Linked DNA regions of Mus musculus: regions 1, 3 and 4 are each linked to region 2. The links are chromatin loops, found by intact Hi-C in ENCODE. Cell type or tissue: heart. All regions are shown on one strand.

Region 1 (5,000 bases), 130 kb after region 2:
TCTATACACCCGAAACTCCAGGACTTATGAAGCTATAGCAGAAGAATTGTAAATTTAAGCATAGGTGGGACTCTTATCTAGAAAGCTCTGGGCCATTTTGGGCTTCATGGCTGTGGGGCCAAGGTGGGTGGAGGTGCACACACAGATAGGAAACAGACTGAGTTAAAACTAAATCTGCATGGGTAAGATATTAATCTTACAGCCGTCCATTTGCAGACCTACATGGCATTCATTTTTTTTTTTTCCATCTTCTGTCTTTGGGCTCTGCTCATTGATCAAGGCTTGTCCCTTTCAGCCAACAGACCATACAGTATGCCCACGATGGGCACTTGGAACCCCATCTTCCGGTCTTGGAATAACAGTGGTTTCTGTGCACAGTGTGTTCAGCCTCCAGGGGCTCACCAAGCACTTTATGCTAGCACCGGATTCTCAAGCTATCATTGTAAATAGATACCACTTTATTTACTTATGAATGCTCTATCTGCACATATGCCTGCAGGCCAGAAGAGGGCATCGGATCCCATTATAGATGGTTGTGAGCCACCATTAGGTTGCTGAGGATTGAACTCAGGACCTCTGGAAGAGCAAGCAGTGCTCTTAACTGCTGAGCCATCTCTCCAGACCCTAGATACCATTTTTAAAAACTCATATAACAAAGGGGTTTGTCAATCAGTGAAAGATAATAAACCTCACTCATTCACATGGTTTAGTCTCTTAATAATGTTTTAATACCAGGGGCTATGTGCTAGGTCTTGTCAAACCCTTCAGGATATAGCAGAGACAAAAAAAGAAAAGTCTTCCCTAGTGTTTTTTTAGAGGAAGAGAGAGAAAGTAGAGGAAGAAACCAATGCTCTTATGGTATAGTCAGAGTAAAAGAATAGAAGCAAATTGGGGGTTGAGCCAGGGTCTCACGTGGTCCAGGAAACCTCGAACTTGCTGTAGTCAAGGATGGCCTTAACTCTTCGCCCTACACGAATGTACCATCACGTCTGGTTTTATGCAACACTGGGGATTGAACTCTGGGCTTCCTGCATGCTAGGTGAGCCTCATACCAACTGAGCCATGCCCCCCAGTCCCAAATATCCTTTTTAACAGGACAGTTAGGAATGCCTCCTTAGGGCTGAAATTTGGAATCAAGCAAATTAAAAGGATATAGCATATTCATACTGAAGGGAGAGATGGCTCAGTGGACACATGGCGGCTCCCAACCCTCTGTAACTCCAGGAACAGAGAGTCCGATACCCTCTTCTGGCCTCTTCGGGCACTGCATGTATGTGGTGCACGGGCGTACGTGCAGTTTAAACACCCCAGGAAACAAGGAGTGGGGATGGGGGAATTGATCAGTGGTCGGCATAGTTGTACCAGAGGAGAAAGTAATAGCACCATGTGGCTTATCTAGGGTTCATCCTTGAAGAGTTGTGGTTAGTGTGTGCTCTGAAAGGATCACTATGGCTGCTGTGTGGGAATTTTAGGAGGTGTCAGGGTGTTGCTGGAAGATCATTGTTATAATGCAGTTGAGATGACCTTAGCTTGGCTCAGAGAGAGAAGCAGGGATGGCAATTCAGTCGGATCCTGGATATATTTAGAAAGAAGAGCCAGGTGTCAGGGCAACAAGCCTGTAATCCCGGGGCTTAGGAGGCAGAGGCGAGGGGATTAGTTCAAGGTCATCCTTGCCTCGTAGCAAGTTTGAGGCTACCCTGAGCTACGTGGACCTTGTCTCAATAACACCTCCCAGAGAAATAAAACCACAAGCAAACAGACAGACAGACAGACAGACAGACAGTAGTCCTGATGGGATTTGCAGACAGCATAGGTTGGCGTAGTTTAGAAGAGGGGTCAGAGTGAGCTCACTGTGCTGTGGGTACTACACAGCAGGAGTTCATTCACAAAGACAGGACTAACAGTCAGGGGAGAGGAGGGACTTCATCTTTGATCCTAAGGAAAAAAGTTGCTAGGGTCCTTAACCTGTTTGTCTTCCTGAGTGGCAGGAAAGGTGAATATATGTGACACACACGCATGGCCCGGGTTGTGTTCGCTCTCAATACTCGTTGGCGATACGTTCTGGGGCGCCAGACTTGCTGTCTAAATTCCCCTGGAAGGGATCCAAGTGCACTGACGTCATTTGAATCTGGCTTTTAATGCATAGGGTTTTTGTTTGTTTTGTTTTTTGTTTTTGCATGAAAACTCAAACTGTTAGCCTTGTGTGGTTAGAATCATTATAAAAATGAACACCAGGGGGACCTAGTGTGCCTTGGTGGCTGGCCCACCTATTGGATATGGCAGACCTGTGTTAGAGACACATCTGTAGAGGACAGCCGCCCAATCCTCTGTGTTCTGTGTATCTCGAGGAGTGGCGCAGCCTGTAATGTGTTAGAATTGCCTTCGTATGAGCTGGGTTTGATGACTGTTTAAAGCTTCAAAGCAGTGGCTTCTAATCACGGGATGGCTTATCAATGAACTCCAGAATGTGGGAGCTTTTAAAAGTAAGAATCATGCCGGACATGGTAGTACTGGTCTGTAACCCTGGCACTTGAGAGATGGAGGCAGGAGGATCCGAAGTTCAAGGCTGTCCTTGGCTGGATAGTGAGTTCAAGGCCATCCCAGACAAGTCAGAGGGAGGGAGAGAGGGAGGGAGGGAGGGAGGAAGAGAGAAACTGAATTCTGATGATTTTGATTTTTAGTTTATTTTGGACAGAATACAGAATCTATGTGTAATATATACCTGGAAGCGACTTGAATTTAGCCGATTGAAACTCAGACTTGCGATGTATTTTCCATTTGATCCCCAGATATAATAATGTCCTGAAGCTATGTACTGCTGGGAGTGAAAACGATAACTCTGTGTGCTGGGACCACGGCTCACTTGGTAGAGTACCTGCCTAGCATACACCAGGCCTTGGGTTTAATCCCCAACACTCCCTAAAACTGGGCACAGTAACTATGTCTATAACCCCAGCACTGATGTGGCAGCTGGAGAATCAAAAGGTTAAGGTTATCCCCTGCTATATAGGCAGTCGAAGACTAGCCTGGGCTATATAAGACCCTGCTTCAAAAAAAAAAAAGAGATAAATTGCTAAAGGGTTTGGAAACATAGTATAAACACACACATTTGTCTCAAAAGGGCACATAACCTTAGCAACTAGACAGAGGCACACATCCTACCTTTGTACAGAAAGGACATGGTCTAAATACAAGGACAGAAAGTAATGAGCTGAAGAGAGTCATCATGGAAAAAAAAATCAGTTAATTAATGCATTGGCAACTGCCTGATCTTGCCTGACTTTCACACCTATGATCTGAAAATTACTTTGGTGAGGGTCTGGAGAGATTGCTCAGTGGTTAAGAGCACTGGCTGCCCTACCAGAGGACCCAGGTTCCATTCTGAGCACCAACATAGATGCTCACAGTGTCTGCAACAACAGTTCCAGGGCATCTGACAAGGTCTTCTGGCTTCTGCAGACACTGTACGCAAGCCACACACAGACAGACACTCAGGCACAACACTCGTATGCATAAAATACAATGGAAATGTATTCTTTTAATGCGTGTAGGTATTTTGCCTGCATGTATGCCCGTGCACTGCATCTCTGCCTGCTGCCCTCAGAGGACGGAAGAGGACATTGGATGCCTTGGGACTGGAGTTACCGTTTGTTGTGAGGTGCTGTGTTGGTGGTGGGACTCGAACCTGGGTCCTCTGGAAGAGCAGCCAGTGCTTTTATTTGCTGAGCCATCTCTCTTGTACCAAAATAATACACGTTTAGAAAAGGGACTTTGATGATCCATTGTGCATTTGTGGGGGTGCACATGTGTAAAGGTGGGCTCTCCCGTGCTTGGGTGTGTGGATGTCAGAGGTCAGGATCGGGTACCTTGATTTATTTCCCGCCTTATTCTTTTGAGGCAGGGTCTCTCACTGAGCCAGGGGTTTGCTCTTTCAGCTCGACCAGCGGGCAGCTGAGCCGCACTCCCCCACCCAAGGACTGAGGTCACAGTGGGCTTCTGTGGTTAAACTCAAGCCGTGCTGCAAATGCTTCACTCTTCGCTGTCTTTTTAGCCCCTATCGTGACTCCTGAATTTTTTATTTTAGTTTGATTGATTATGCTTTCTTTTTGAAGACTGACTTGGAACTTGTGACAGTCTTGCCTCAGCCTCCCATGTGCTGGCGTTACGGGCGTGAGCCACCACCAGGAACAGCAACACCTTTCTGTCTGTCAGAGCTTAGTGTTCAGGGCTGGGGTGCTCAGAGCCATTGCAATGTTGGAGACACATGGAGCAGGGATAAGAGACTATGGTGGGCAGGCAGCTGAATTCATTTTTACTCTTGTAGGTGACAGGACCCAAAGTGCTCCCCAGGGACCTCACTGCCTGGTGCTACCTCCACTTTGTAATTCACTGTGTAGAGCAGGGTGTCCTTGAACTCATGATCTTCTTGAATTTGTCTCCTGGGTTCTGGAATTATAAGTGCATGCTACCAAGTCTGGCACCAAATTTTGCTTGTTTCCTTCCTTCCTTCCTTCCTTCCTTCCTTCCTTCCTTCCTTCCCTCCCTCCTTCCTTCCTTCCTTCCTTGTTTTCTTCCTTGTTTTCTTCCTTGTTTCCTTCCCTCCCTCCATCCCCCCTCTCCCTTCCTTTCTCTCTCTCTCTCTTTCTTTCTCTCTCTCTCTCTCTCCCTCCCTCCCTCCCTTCCTTCCTTCCTTCCTTCCTAGGATTACTTAGTATTAAGTTACGTGTATTTGTGTGTATGTGTGTGTTTGTGGATGCTTGCTGGTGTCCAAGGAGTCCAGAAGACAGCGTCAGATCTCCCAGAGCTGCAGTTACTTGCAGTTGTGAGCTGCCCAACTTGGGCGCTGGGAATTGAACTTGGGTACTCGGCAAGAGTGTTATCAAGCCATCTCTCCAGACCCTCCAAATCTTATTTTAATAGATTGTGGGCTACAAATGCCATACCATTCCCCATCCCCACCCCCAGTTAAATATTTCACATATGGTCATTTTTATGAAGTT
Region 2 (5,000 bases):
TCTTCTTCTTCTTCTTCTTCTTCTTCTTCTTCTTCTTCCTCCTCCTCCTCCTCCTCCTCCTCCTCCTCCTTCTCCTCCTCCTCCTTCTTCTCCTCCCTCTTCTCCCTCTTCTCTTCTTCTCCTCCTCTTCCTCCTCCTCTTCATCTTCCTCCTCTTCCTCTTCTTCTCCTCCTCCTCCTCCCTCTTCTCCCTCTTCTTCTCCCTCTTCTTCTCCCTCTTCTTCCTCTTCTCCCTCTTTTCCCTCCTCCTCCTCCTCCTCTTCTTCCCCTTCAATTCACAGACTTCAGTTAGTGTTCCCCATATACACATGTGTATATGGTGTAGGGCTATCGATACATGTCAATTCTGTTGCCAAGCAGACTACTCATGGCACAATCGGTCAACTGCATTTCACTGTGTGTCTTAGTCAGGGTTTCTATTGCTGCACAAAACATCTGACCAAGAAGCAAGTTGGGGAGGAGAGGGTTTATTCAGCTTACACTTCCACATTGCTGCTCATTGCCAAAGGAAGTTAAGACTGGAACTCACACAGGGTAGGAACCTAGAGGTAGGAGCTGATGCAGAAGCCATGGAGGGATGCTGCTTACCAGATTGCTTCCCCTGGCTTGCTCAGCTTGCTTTCTTATAGAACCCAGGACTACCAGCCCAGGGATGGCACCACCCATGGTGGGCCCTCCCATCCTTGATCACTAATTGAGACAATGCCTTACAGCTGGATCTCATGGAGACATTTCCTCAAGGGGGGCTCCTTTCTCTGTTGACACACAAAACCAGCCAGTACAGTGGGAGAACTATACTTTCTGGCAAGAAGCCATGTCTGGGTCAGCAGGACAGCTCGGTGGATAAAGGCACTTGCCATTAAGCCTGGCATGCTGAGTTCAATCCCAGGAACCAATGTAATAGAACAGATTCTTACATGTTGTCCTATGATCACATGAATGCTTGGGCATATGTGTGTGCATGTGCATATATCTATGCATGCATACAAATAAGTATCATCCCCCCCAAAGCCAAAGACTTTGGCCATCTTGATAGGTGTAAGGATATAATCTGTGGAAGTTGTGCCCATATGGTGGTTACCAAAACAATATGGGTGGCTGGCCACTGTGACACAATGCCTTTAATTCCAGCACTTAGGTGGCAAAGGCAGACAGACCTCTGTAAGTTTAAGGCCAGACAGTGAGACCCTGCCTCCAAAAAAAGAAGAAATTGATAGGCTGGGGAATGAGACATTTAAGCCAGGCTGGCTTCCAAATATGCCTGATATGGATCTCATTGTATCAGAGTCAGCACCTGGAGGGAAGATGTCTTGATAGACAGACAGCTGCCACAAGGGCTCAAGGAGATGCCCAAATCTGCACTGATGTCAGGTTCCTTTTCTAACATCCTTCCAGGGCAACTTTCAGTGGCAACTGTGGCTTCTGGAGGTGATTCCTAGTCTGTGTAAATGGGAGCCTGTCCTCTGCTGAGCAGCAGAACCCAGTGTCCTGCTAACTGAGGAGTGACAAGGGTGGATAGAACAGACCCACCCTTTGTGACAAAGTGAGTCATAAATAAATGTACTGGAAAGTGTGAGAATTTGATGTGAGAAATCTGCGTGAGGTGTGTGGTACGTGCAGTGGAGAGTCCCAAGACAAGCCAGCTCCGTGACTTTTATGGAGGATTCAGCATAGAGTCATTCATGTGGCTATGATGTCACTGTGGAAGGGCACAAAGCAAACTCAACAGTGAGGAAAGGCACACAGGACCATCTAGAAGCCATGTTGAATACAAGCTTCCAAGAGTCTTTGCTCAGTGGAATCAGGCAGGATACAACTCAACCCCTGGCCGATGGGTCACATAATTGTGAAATGTCTATATGAAAGGTTTTCAGTATCTTGGGCCTCAGTTTCACTGGGAGATAACCATAAAGGCACAGTGCGCATGCCATAAACCAAGACTGCAGACTCCCACAAGGAATGCAAATGTTCAGCATTACACTAAAGGTCTACACAACAGTGTAATGCTTACTGGAAGCTCAAGGAACCCCCTAAAATCAAAGTGCAACCTACCTCCCCATGCACAGCAGGGATGGTTTGGCTCTGAATGGAAGCAACTCAACAACAGCTGAAGAAAAATGATGCTTGGGACTAGTCTGAAATACAAGAGCTAGCTGAATGTGGTAGCACACACTGATAATCCCAGCAGCAGGCAAGCTCATGAGGAAGAAACAGGAAGGTTGGAAGGACCTGCTACATAGTAATCTAAAGACCTCCCTGGCCTGAGATCCTGTCATTAAGAAAGGGGACAGGAAGGGAAGGGTAGGAAGCAAGTAGCGACGGAAAGATGACACAGAGCCTTCCAGCAGAGGGAGCCTCAACAGCAAAGTTGGAGATGCAGAGGCAACTGTGCAAAAGCTGGGTGGTTTGGAGTGTCTGGAGGTGGATATAGAGGAGACAAAGTGAAAGCCCAATTTGATGACATTTTACTACCTATCGCTTGTCATTTAGTCTTTTACTTTTTCTTGCTTATACTTAATAAACTCACTCATTCCGGGACTGAAAATATGGCATCTGTAGATCCTTTTCCAGACTGTGCATAACAATACACCAAAAGTATTTTCCCTTCAGCTATTTTGTCATCCGCTTGCCTAATCAAGTTGGTCCATAGCATTAGTTATCATTACAGTACCTCTCAGTGTAAGGGATGGCCTGCTGCATCACTAAGCAAAGACCAATTCATTGTGATCGGGTTAGGTTCTGCCCCCAGGCCTCAGGAGCCACACTCAGGAGTTCCTGTGGCCTCAGCATTGCCATCTCCATGAGTGACAGAGACTAAGAGAAACACAGTCACCCTAAGGAAGGTGACGATTAGTGTCCTTCCAGAAAACAGGTGCAGTCTCCTGGGTCCACCATGAGCCCGGGACGGACTAGAGTCTGAAGCTGCTAAGCGTCAGAGAAAGCCAACCACGGAGTCAAGGCCAACACCTTCATTCCTTCCTGTCACCTCAGTGGTGGGGGCAAGTGGGAGAAAACCACAGACTGAAGATGGTGGTCAGACTTGAGTACTTCAGCTTGAAAATCAGAAGCAACAACTGGCAATCTGAGGTGAGAACTATTCACATTTCTGGGTAAGGAAAAAAAAAAGTGAGGCAGGAAGTCCTCGGATGGCAGCCATCAAGCAAAATACAAGCATCATTGACGAGAAAAGATCCAGACACAACAGATTAAACACAGGGTCTGCTGTTCATTGATGTGTGACATTGGTGATGCCACTAACCTGCTCCAAGTCTTGGGCTCTTCATCAGTAAAATAAGAGGTGTGGTTGAGCATGCTCCAAGGTCCTATCCAGCTTCTGTTCCTGCAGAGAGAATGGGAACTACCAAGTTGCAGAGCATCAGCAGCAACGGCATGCTTAAAAATGATGACAGAAGTCATTGTTTTTAATAGCTGAATAGTACTCCATTGTGTAAATGTACCACATTTTCTGTATCCATTCCTCTGTTGAAGGACATCTTGGTTCTTTCCATCTTCTGCCTATCATAAATAAGGGTGCTATGAACATAGTGGAACAAGTGTCCTTGTTATATGTTGGAGCATCTTTGGGTATATGCCCAGAAGTGGTATTGCTGAATCCTCAGGTAGTACTATGTTCAATTTTCTGAGGAACCGCCAAACTGATATCCAGAGTGGTTGTACCAGCTTGCAATCCCACCAACAATTGGGGAGGGGTGTTCCTCTTTCTCCACATCCTTGCCAGCATCTGCTGTCACAAATGGCTGGAACTAGAAAATATCACCCTGAGTGAAGTAACCCAATCACAAAAGAACATGCATGGTAAACACTCACTGATAAGTGGATATTAGCCCCAAATCTCAGAATACCCAAGATACAATTCACAGACTGAGGCCACAGGAACTCCTGAGTGTGGCTCCTGAGGCCTGGGGGCAGAACCTAACCCGATCACAATGAATTGGTCTTTGCTGATGCAGCAGGCCATCCTATACACTGAGAGGTACAAAACCAGACATGAAGCTCAAGAAGAAGGAAGACCAAAGTATGGATGCTTCAGTCCTTCTTAGAAGGGGGAACAAAATACTCAATGAGAGGAAATACAGAGACAAAGTGTGGAGCAGAGACTGAAGAAAAGGAGGTCCAGAGACTGTCCCACCTGGGGATCCATCCCATATACAGTCACCCAACTTGGATGCTATTGTGGATGCCAAGAAGTGTTTGCTGACTGGAGTCTGATATAGCTGTCTCCTGAGAGGCTCTGCCAGAGCCTGACAAATACAGAGGCAGATGCTCACAGCCAACTGTTAGACTGAGCACAGAGTCCTCAATGGAGGACTTAGAGAAAGGACTGAAGGAACTGAAAGTGTTTGCAACCTCATAGGAAGAACAACAATATCAACCAACCAGACCCCCAATGCTCCCAGGGACTAAACCACCAACCGAAGAGTACACATGGAGGGACCCATGGCTCCAGCCGCATATGTAGCAGAGGATAGCCTTTTCAGGCATCAATGAGAGGTCCTGTGAAGACTCGATGCCCCTGTGTAGGGGAATGCCAGGGCAGGGAGGCAGGAGTGGGTGGGTGGAGGAACACCCTCATAGAAGCAGGTGGAGGAGGGTTGGTATAGGGGGTTTCTGGGTGGGGGAAACCGGGAAAGGGGATAACATTTGAAATGTAAATAAAGAAAATATCCAATTAAAAATTAAAAAAAAAAGAAACTGATGTCAGCCCTAGAACAAAGCGCAGGATACTCTATGTACTTCCTAGTGGAGTAACCATAAGCACAGTGGATCCAGGAGTAAAGTGCTTCCTGGGCAAGCAAGAGGAATTTAATTCCTTGCCCCCCTCCCCCATGTAAAAAGGCATGTGTAGGGGCTGAAGAGATGGCTCAGTGGTTAAGAGCTCTCACTCATGCAGAGAACCTAGGCTCAGTGCCCTGGTGCCCACATGATGTTCACAACCCTCTGTAACTCCAATTCCAGGGGATCGAATTTTGTCTTCTGACT
Region 3 (5,000 bases), 270 kb after region 2:
TGGGAGGGATTCAAGGGGAGCCCTGGGCTTAGGTAGAACCCACAGGGCCTGGCCCTTCCTCCCAGCCAGAGGATGGGAGCCCTGCTTCCTTAGCCTGTGGACCTCTCCAAGGTGCTCTGAACAGACCCAGCTGCAAACCTCTCAGCCAAAAACCGGTCCCAACCGCTCACATAGGATGGTGCCCCCTATTTCCCTTTGTGCAGGGATCGGACATTGTGTCCGGTGTGTAATTCCCTGGCCCTCTGCTTTCTCCTGTGCTGGTTTCCCTCCCATGGCCATATCAAAAGACCCTGACTTCTGGTCTCAAGTCTCAGCATTAAGCCCCCCCCCCTCTTCTTTGCCTTGTTTTTACAATGCCCCCCACCCCCGTGGGGCCCTGAGTCTATTACTTGGAAAGCATTTAACCTCTAGGAGGAGGCTGTAGGGCCTGCCCTTGCCCTCTCCCCAGCCAGCTGCCAGGGAGGTTTTAATGAGACAGACACTGGACACAGACCTTTTCATTCCTCGACGAAACTCATAGAGTTTCTGGCCCTCGGGAACAGAGAACACTCGGATGACAGTGCCCTGGGAGAGAAAGCAGACGGCCTTTTCCTAAGCACAGATGCTCCACACAGAGATGAGGCCCCTTCCCAAGGCAGTTTGCTCTGCTGGCTTTGAGCGTCTGTCTCTGAGGAGGAGCACAAAGCTTTGGGTGCAGGGGCATTTTTATTTGTATATTTACTGTGCCAAATATGAATTCTTGGAACTCTGTGTACCCCATGTAAAATTCCCTCCCTAGCCTTGTTCAAGGCTCTCTCAGTGTGTGTGCGTGTGCTTGTGTGATCACAAACTGTTCTGCGTTTATAGACTATTCTATCTCTGCTTATTAAAATATATCTGGTTTACATGGCATTTGAAATGTAACTTGATCACCTTCTTTGTTTATTCTGGTCAACAGAGTCCAATCTCTCCACATCTGTGGACAATGGGACATGCATCCTTATCTGGGGACAATAGGCACATGGGTCTCTCAGTAAAACCACAAGGTTTTGTTGTTGTTGTTGTTGTTGTTGTTTGTTTGTTTTTCGAGACAGGGTTTCTCTGTGTAGCCCTGGCTGTCCTGGAACTCACTCTGTAGACCAGGATGACCTCGAACTCAGAAATCTGCCTGCCTCTGCCTCCCAAGTGCTGGGGTTAAAGGCGTGCATCACCACACCCGGCTTAAACTACAAGTTTTTATGCCAAGTGTCTTGCTTCTGCGTTGCTGTCTGCCTTTGATATGGACAAACCCACTGATGGACTACTGCAGGCAGGGTCCAAACACTCTCACCCTGAAACCATTTCTGAGCAGGTCTAGAGACCCGTCAATCTTTACGTTGCTATTACTGCTCCAGCTGCAGTCTGCGCACCTCAGTAGGGGTTCTGCAAGCCCAGGCAGGAGAGGAAGCCAGAATACACTTACTTTTTCAGACGCGCTTGCTAGCTTGGAGCCCGAGGAGTTGAAGGTGATAGCGGCCAGCGTCCCCTCGTGGGCAGCAATGGTGCACACCGTTTTCTGTTGGTGTTGGGGAGAAGTGCAGATCAATACTGGTGAAGGGTGAAGATGAATTACCCCGTCTCCTTGCTCTCGGCCTTATCTCCCTGCTCACCACTGGGCTACTTGTGGTTAAGCTGAGAATCGTTTCCTATGGAGCTCTGCTAGTAGGAACCCCTCTTCCTCCCCCTCCCCCCGATCCCTGACCTCGCTCTGTTTTGGTGAACTAATGAGGGCTTCTTACAGGGTCTTGGGCAACTTAGCAATGGCAACTTAGTGGGCAACTATGCTACTGAAGAAAATGTCTCCCCTATCCCCACCATAGCAATTTAACAGCCACATGGAGCTGGTTCTCATAAGCCCCTCGCCCCAGCCCTTCCATGACATGCCCGATCTAGTGCAAATGTCAGGGTTACTGACAATCTGTGTCATGTACAGAAAGCAGCATTCTATTATGAGCCACCCTTTCTCCTGGGTCTTCTGTCCTTTCCATCCCATCTTCTGTGACATTCTCAGAGCTCTGTGTGTGTGTGTGTTCCTTACCCTGTCTTTGGGAAGGTGGATGACCAGCTATGTGCCTGACACAAAGCCAGGCTTTTAGGGGATCTTTCTGCTTGCTTCTTTAGGGGATTTCCAGAGTTATCCTGCCCTGCTCTATGAACCCTCGGGGAGCAGAGGGTAGCATAAGCAGATGGACTGTGAGCTGTCTCAATGATTTCACTGTGGGCAGGTGTTCTGCCTTGTTTTGGCACCTGCCTCACAGCGATGTTAACTAATATTGACTGAGAGCTTCAACAGAGATGCCCTTTATTTTCCTTCACCCAACTGCTGTGGCCAGAGAGCTCCCCCATACAGCTCACCCCACTGCAACAGGGCCTCCTTATCAAGTCTATTTACCAGCTGGCCAGGGCGGGCAGGCTGGTACACCAGGGACCGTTGTGAACTTACCAGGGAGTTTCCATCATAGAGTACAATCTCGCCTGTACTCTGGCTTCCAGGATAGGCCAGGTAAGAGTTGGAATGGTTGATAGACAGGGCACAGAGACCTGGCAAAGAACACACAGCATGAGGCCAAAGGAGCACGGCTGGAAAGGGCACCTGAAAACCATGTGTCTCTACTGCCACCTGCTGGCTAGGAGAGGAACATGCTTGAGTATTTCTGTAGCTTGTTCTAGTCCTTTCTTTTTGTCACCCACACCCCGGGGTCACATAGGGACACAGTCACAAAAAGTTGACAACCATGAAACATTTCTGAATGCACAGCAGGCAAAGATTAATTCGGAGTGAGGTACATACGGGATCTGGGGTGTTTCTGCAGTACCAGCCTGGTTTGCATCTCTTCGCTGCAGCCTTGGTTCTGAACACACAAAGTGCACACACCATACTGTGTGTGCTACCACACCGCTAACACACACAGCCTTCCGAGCACCTTGGCTCAGACTCATGGCTACCATATGCTGAGAGCTGCAGGGTTTTACTCTACACAAACTTCCCTACCCTTAGAGAAAAAGCAACAGTTAATAGGAAGCTGAGACATTCAATGTTTCCCCACACTGCCTGGAATGTTACTATCAAATTGGTATTGTCTTGTGTTGGAAAAGTTCAGAGCTGAGACTGAAGGAAGGAACATCCAGATACTACCCCACCCGGAGATCCATTCCATAAACAACCACCAAACTCAGGCACTATTGCAGATGCCAACAAGATTTTGCTGACAGGACCCTGATATAGCTGTTTCCTGTGAGGCTATGCCAGTGCCTGGTAAATACAGAAGTGGATGCTCACAGTCATCTATTGGATGGAGCACAGGGTCCCCAATGAAGGAGCTAGAGAAAGTACCCAAGGAGCTGAAGGGGTTTGCAACCCCATAGGAGGAACAACAATATGAACTAACCAATACCCCCCAGAGCTCGTGTCTCTAGATGCATATGTAACAGAGCATGGCCTAGTCGGCCATCAATGGAAGGAGCGGCCCTTGGTCTTGGGAAGATTCTATGCCCCAGTACAGGGGAATGCCAGGGCCAGGAAGCAGGAATGGGTAGGTTGAGGAGCAGGGGGAGGGGAAAGGGATAGGGGAGTTTTGGAGAGGGAACTAGGAAAGGGGATGGCATTTGAAATGCAAATGAAGAAAATATCTAATAAAAATATATTAAAGTCATAAAAATTGCTCTCTGAGTTGCTGATTTGAATTTCATTTTAAAATGGTTAAGTGAACCAAGGCGGTGGTGTTGCACATACACTTTTAGTCCCAGCACTTGGGAGGCAGACACAGGATCTCTGAGCTTGAGGCCAGCCTGGTCTACACAGTGACAGCCAGGGCCACACAGGGAAACCCTATCTTGAAAAACAAAAACCAAACAAAACAGAAAGTTAAACGAACCTTGGCTTGGGATTTGAACACAACTCACGCAATGCTCCTAAATATACTTCCTGGTGTTTGAAGTAATGCTTTTGGCACTACCAACTATAAAATAAAAAAAACACAGAATCATATGTTCAGCTGAGATTAGATTGCTCATGTGAAAAGAAGCAAGCTTTCTGTGTCATCAGTATGGAAACTTTACTGTCTTCAGGAAATGGTGAGATTATACCCAAGAATTATTTTAAAACAAATTTATGATCTATTATCAGCCAGTGTTTGATATATATATATATATCTATTTTGTCTGCATATATGCTCAGAGCCATTTAAAAAAAATTCTTGAACTGAGAAGGGGCTGTTGGGGGGGAGGAGTTTAAGAAATCCCGTTCTGAACAAAGGATTTGAATCGAGAAAACCTTCAGGAGACCTCTCGACTTAACACTGGCAGTGACCCCTCCACTGCTGAGCACTCAGACCTCGGGATACAAAGAATATTCTCTTTCACAGTTTTCAGCCCAAGGCTCTCAATCAGAGGTTCGCTCTCTTCCAATCCCATTACCCTCTGGAGCCCTGTGAGAGTTCACTCCTAACCGAACAGGACTTCCCAGTGGGAAAGGTCAGCGTGCTTTAGCTTTTCCTGAGTACGATTAAATACAGTTAGCTAGGAACTTCACGTTCAACTACCGGAAAGGCAAACGTTTTCTATCTCATCATCCACGCTGATAAGGGAGGGCGGAGCCTCCTCGGAGTGGAAGTCACTGGAGGTCTGCACTTTGGTTGAGGCGGCAAGCCTGGCCTTTGAGAGAAAACTTGCATCGGAACATGTTGGATGTAAGATGCCTCGATATCTTTTGGAAGTAAAGGAAGCCAAGGAAACTCTGGAGGTGACAGGAGCCATTTTTATTATAAGGATAATGGGGTGGGGTGGGGACAGTGTCCCTGCAGCACTGAGGGGAGATTTCTCACCCCAGTGACTGAGGTTAGTGGTCATACACGGTAGGAACTCCAGAGCCAAAGCTTAACCGGAAAACGATCTTCAAGAAGATCATATGAGAGATATCTTCTTAGATAATAATAAAAACAATAATGCTGGCTAGCTTTGTTGTAAACTGGTGTATTCAGTGG
Region 4 (5,000 bases), 290 kb after region 2:
GGGGCAGAGGGGCAGAGGGGCAGAGGGGCAGAGGGGCAGAGGGGCAGAGGGGCAGAGGGGCAGAGGGGCAGAGGGGCAGAGGCAGAGGCAGGAGGATCTCCAGTTAGCTGAAAGCATCCAGGGCTACACAAAGCGATCCTTTCCACCCCCGCCCCAAACCAAACCAAAACAAGCCCCACCAAACAAACTAACCAAACGACTCAACAATTTAAAGTGGGTGTCAAGGGCTGGGGAGGTGGTTCAACCATAGTTTGGTAATCTGCATTTGAACCCCAGACCCCATGTAAAGATGGAAGGAGAAGACCCAGCTCCCCAAAGTTGTCCTCTGACCTTCACATGCATATTCTGGCCAGTGTGCCACCCCCCCCACCCCCCCCCGGGGCCCCCCCCCCCCCCCCCCCCCCGTCCTGTGTGCGTACACACGGTAATAAGTAAGTTCAAAACCATCATTTTCAGGTGTGAGTCCTGATCTCGGAACAAATGGGTTTCTTCATTTAATGCTTGTGAAAGAGTTTCTGTTACTCGTACTGCCTCTGGGGTTGTGGGTTACAGTGGTCTTTTCGCTTTTGCCTCAGTAGTACCTAGGATTCCTCCCAAGGTGCTACCCTCAGAAGGGTCCAATTTGTGACAAAAGGGCGTGGCGATCACTCCTTTGTTTTAAATGATTGTTCTATGACCAGAAATAACTCCATATTAAGGAATTCAGATTTGTATCTTATGTTATCTCTAGGTCCTTTCTGTAAAAACAAAATTCTCATTATTACTCATAGAAGTGGAATTGGAGACAAATCTCAACCAGTATTCAAGTTTTAAAATACAGTTCAGGTGCCCAACCCAGTGACAAAGCATTAGTGTGGTGGACACTGGTAAAACCTGACTCTCTTTATCTACCTTCTCCACAAAGACTGGCTCTCCAACTCAGCTCACACAGATAGAAAAAGACACACCAATTCACCTAAACGCATCCAGCAAGGAAGACGATTTATTTTAAAATTCAATGTCATACCCTCCAGGGCTCCAAGCAACTGACTGTGACAAGACCTTTTATTTATAGGCGAGGCAGAGCTGCCCAGCAGAGCCTTCATCCAGAAAAGCAGAGCTGACACTGGGGACGGAGGAAATCAACTCTCAAAGCAAGTTCCAGTGTTTGAAAAACAGCATTCTTATCTGGCTGTTACTCTGTATTGCTTAATAAGTAGAGTGGACAACAACAGTTGTTTTCCAAATCCAATCACAAAGTATAACTTAGATGATTTACTGCTTGTAATCAAACTACACCCACCTCCTTAACCCGTGTTCAATTGGGAAGGAAAACATTGTCCAGCATTTCAACAGACATTCTGGTGAACAGTGTTCCACAGGCAGTGCAACAGAACACTCTTGCAAAAGTGTCTTACAAAACATCAGAATTTGATCTATTCTCTCATGCATTTAAGTCTCCTCTTAGGAGATAATCCCGCAAACAACTCAACAGGTTTAAAAACAAAGACATACTAATTTCAGTGCCTGCAGGCTGGCATATAGCTTGGTGGTTGAGTCTTCGCTCAGGGTGACTGAGACATTGGGTCTTAGGCTCAGTACCCTGCAGGCTCCCTACCCCTGCCCTGCTCACCCTATCACACAAGGAAATGGGGCTGGACTTGTCTGGCATGTATAGGGTACCCTGAGTTCCATCATCAGCACTATACAAACAGAGTGTGATGGTACTTCTTGTAATGTCAGTATTCCAGAACGTGAGCCAGGAGGATGAAACTTTGACATTCATCCTCCTCTACTAGGGAACTTGAGGCTGTCCGGATTACATGAGACAACGTTAAAACCAAGCAAGAACAAAATCCCAAGAAAATGCCACAAGGTACCCCACTTAATAGTTTGTGCATATTACATATCTATGGCTATGGGGAGATGTTGTAAGATGTACTTTTTTATTGTGGGTTGTGGTCAGAGGCAGCCTGAGAGTCACTCATGTAGCCAAGCTGTCGAATTACTGGATTATATGATTACACACACAGATTTTTCAAACAAAGACATATTGTTCAGAGCAGGGGTTTTTCAAACAGAAACACAAAGGGAATGAAAACCAGGGCTGCTTATGGCCTTAATTACACCAACGAATGAATGTTCAATATTAGCACAGTTCAGCTAGCAGCAGCCAAGGCACAAGCCTGAAGCTGAGCCCAAACCAGGAACAGAGCAGAAACTGGTACAGCCGGAAGTGGGACACTGGGAAGTGGTCATCCCTGCCCTGATGCTTCAGGGCTCCACATTCCAAAGAGATTAATCCATATGGTCCCCAGGCTGGCTTGCACAAAAACAGGGAAGAAAACAGTAGCTTGTGTCTTAAGATTCAATCCTGCAGATGCCTAGAACTCAGGCAAGCAATCCCTTGTTTATGGACCAAAGTCTAAACGTTGACCATCATAGTGAAACATTAAAAAGCCACTTAAAAGCAACAGGGTGGAGCGCCTGCTTCAGGGATGGGAAGCTGTCTGGGGCAGAGAAAGGGCTCCTGAGCTTCCAGGAGATTCCTGGGACTGGGTGGACAGCGAGTAAACACAGAAAGGCAAATAAAGAAAAGCTTCCTACGGCCAAAGAGACCAGCCAAGATGCCCAGTGCTGGGGCTGGTCGGGCCACAGGGATAGACTGACTGTTTGTCCGAGGCCCTGCCCAAATGCCACGTTGAGATACTCAAGGACAAATGGTAAAGTTTTTCTTCATCTTTCCGACTCTCTGCATCCTCCCTCTTGAGTCAAGTTGCACATTCCTCCCTTCCCTCACCTTTGTTTTGGTCCCTGATCTCCCTTTCGGTCACTAGGTGGCCCACACCAAGTCCCTCCCCCACATTCAAGGTCCCCCCTCCGCCCTCCTTGCTGACTTGTTTGGGTCACCCTAGCCGGCTCTTTCTGGCAGGCGCTGGCTGGCAGTCGTCTGGGTGGGCTCAAACCCCTACAGCCGAGCAACGCCGCGACACAGGCTGCCCTGCCGAGGTACCATCGGCGCGCAGGCCCCGGCTAGCCACCAGTTGCGTTACAGGACAACACCCTTTGGTGGCGACATTCTGTCCCCCACTTCCCTGGCCAGGGGGCTGGCGCCGTGGCTTACGTGCAGTCTTGGTTGAAAGAGAAGCAGCTGAGCGCCGCCTCCACTCGGCCCGGAGGGGCATCTGCGGCTTCGGCCTCCATCGGGGGCTCGACCCGAGAAGCCGCAGCTCTGAGCGGGGGACAGCCACCTCAGCAGCCCGCCCGCGCCGGCTCCGTGGGCCGGCTTGCCGCGTCGGTCCCGCCCCGGGCTCGCCTCCAGACAGACCCCGCCCACTCAGATACCACTTAGCTCCGCCCCTCCATCGTAAGACCCCGCCCTTACACGATTCCCATTTAGCTCCGCCCCACTCCAAACCCCCGCCCCTCCTTCAGAGAATCGGCTGGGTCCTAAAACAGCCAGGCCACGCCCCTGCCTCAAGTACCGCCCCTCTCGGCTCTAGCCCTGCCTGGGACCTTCAGGACCCGCCCTACACATTTCCCACTTAGCCTCGCCCTCTCCACTTCGGGCACCTAGCCCCACCCCCTCACAGCCCTAGCTCCGCCCTGAGCCAACCAGGCCCCGCCCCGAGCCTCCTTCTACCTAGCTTGGTAGCCCCGCCCCCTCTCCAGGCCGTCTCTGTCCCCACCCCGCCTCTTTATCACTGGGAACAGAACTGCTGACCGAACAGAGCCTTCCGCAGACAGCCAGGATTGGCCACCAACTCTTTTAGTCAATCAATAGGGCTAGTGGGCGGGACAGCTGTTGACGACCCGCCCCCTAGTCGGAGAAACCGTTTGCCATTGGCCGAAGGTGCGCGAGGCAAAGGCAGCAGGCCACGTGGTGGTGTTTTCATTGCCAGAGCGTCCAGAGGGTGAGGAGGAGGAGTGGAGCTTCAGGCTTCAAGCCTGCCTTAGCGTCGGAGACAACGCCAAGGAGGCGGGCGGACGCCTGCTTCCTTGCCCGCCCGCTAAGCTTACAGCAGTTGTAGTTGAAATCAGTAGACATCAAAGTCCAGCCGTTTTGGAGAGCCCTTAAGCTTCTCGGAAAAAGATCCCCAGCCGATTAAGAAGCCACATACAGCCCCACAGTTGAGAAAGAGCTCTTGCTAACCCCGACCCTTACATTAACAATATTACCTTGGTATGTTCCTACCCGATTTACTGAAAACCCGGTTAAAGCACTGGCTAGACTATATTATCTAAAACCAACAATACACAGCGGCATGTGAAAGGGTCTTCTTTCAGGACTTGTTATCATACAACTTTGCTCAGCAGTATTTGACCAGACATTCGATTTGTATAGAAAGGAGAGAAACTAGAATACTGTACAAGACAGTACAGCTTGAAGCTCATGTCGTTTGAGATGCATTCTGAAGCAAACTGGAGATTTGCTTCCCAAGCTTGTATACAATTGGTTGTGAGGTGCCTGGTGTGGGTTCTGGGGAACAGAATTCCGCTCATCAGTAAAAACACTGCTGAGCCATCTCTACAGCCTCTGAAATCTTCATCATCGCCATTATTATTACTATGATGATAATGGTGTCACAGTTCTGTAGATTGTGGCAATTCGGTTCATATCCAGCCACCTTGTTTATTATTTATTTATTTTGGATACATTGTCTCAAGCTATAGTCCACCGATCCTCAAGCACTTGGTAACTGATCCTCCTTCCTTGGCTTCCCAGGTCATAGGATCATGGGGTGAACCATCATACTCAGCCATGTTTCCCCAATTCCTGATGAAATGATACATAACATGTACGGATGTTTAGAATGGATGAACAAGAGAGCCTGTTTTGCATAAACTTTTCTTATTGGTTGGTTCTCCTGTTTGGGTTTTCCCAGATAAAATGTAACAGTTTACTTTCTCAAGTCCAATGCTCTGTCGACTCACAGATCTGGCCCGGATGATTGCTATAATCCAACCCCAGAGTAAAGAATTGCTGTTTGGATGTTTTGGTCATCTTAACAAGCTTTTCA

The links. Peaks named below come from ENCODE experiments on the same cell type or tissue, not always from the same donor. Only the 100,000 strongest peaks of a DNase experiment are listed, where the experiment ranks them.
Region 1: a loop joins it to region 2, with 3 times the contacts of the local background. A loop is called at or near these places in 8 of 42 quality-filtered maps.
Region 3: a loop joins it to region 2, with 4 times the contacts of the local background. A loop is called at or near these places in 26 of 42 quality-filtered maps.
Region 4: it touches region 2 in a loop (2.5-fold over the local background); 4 of 42 quality-filtered maps call a loop at or near these places.

Annotation. Positions count from the first base shown.
Region 1 is chr11:109,443,551-109,448,550 of GRCm38, forward strand. All of the region lies in intron 1 of Gm45916 (predicted gene, 45916), which reads left to right. Among named protein-coding and RNA genes, the nearest start is that of Gm45916, 6.0 kb to the left of the region's middle. In heart, CTCF peaks have their summits at 497 (motif pointing right), 1,243 (motif pointing left) and 2,219 (motif pointing right); no DNase peak of the experiment used is centred here; H3K27ac peaks cover 918 bases.
Region 2 is chr11:109,314,762-109,319,761 of GRCm38, forward strand. No RefSeq gene overlaps it. Among named protein-coding and RNA genes, the nearest start is that of Gm39441, 19 kb to the left of the region's middle. In heart, a CTCF peak has its summit at 2,345 (motif pointing right); no DNase peak of the experiment used is centred here; H3K27me3 peaks cover 1,319 bases.
Region 3 is chr11:109,582,634-109,587,633 of GRCm38, forward strand. Wipi1 (WD repeat domain, phosphoinositide interacting 1) reads right to left here. Exons shown (of 13, transcript NM_145940.2): 5 at 2,462-2,559; 6 at 1,442-1,534; 7 at 494-564. The region is part of intron 2 of Gm39442 (a long non-coding RNA gene); the gene reads left to right. Among named protein-coding and RNA genes, the nearest start is that of Gm39442, 6.7 kb to the left of the region's middle. In heart, a CTCF peak has its summit at 2,651 (motif pointing left); a DNase peak (open chromatin) is centred at 2,508; H3K27ac peaks cover 1,412 bases.
Region 4 is chr11:109,608,130-109,613,129 of GRCm38, forward strand. Wipi1 (WD repeat domain, phosphoinositide interacting 1) reads right to left here and starts at 3,260. Exons shown (of 13, transcript NM_145940.2): 1 at 3,104-3,260. The coding sequence starts at 3,183. In heart, CTCF peaks have their summits at 2,780 and 3,053; DNase peaks (open chromatin) are centred at 1,054 and 3,662; H3K4me3 peaks cover 2,414 bases; H3K27ac peaks cover 2,872 bases.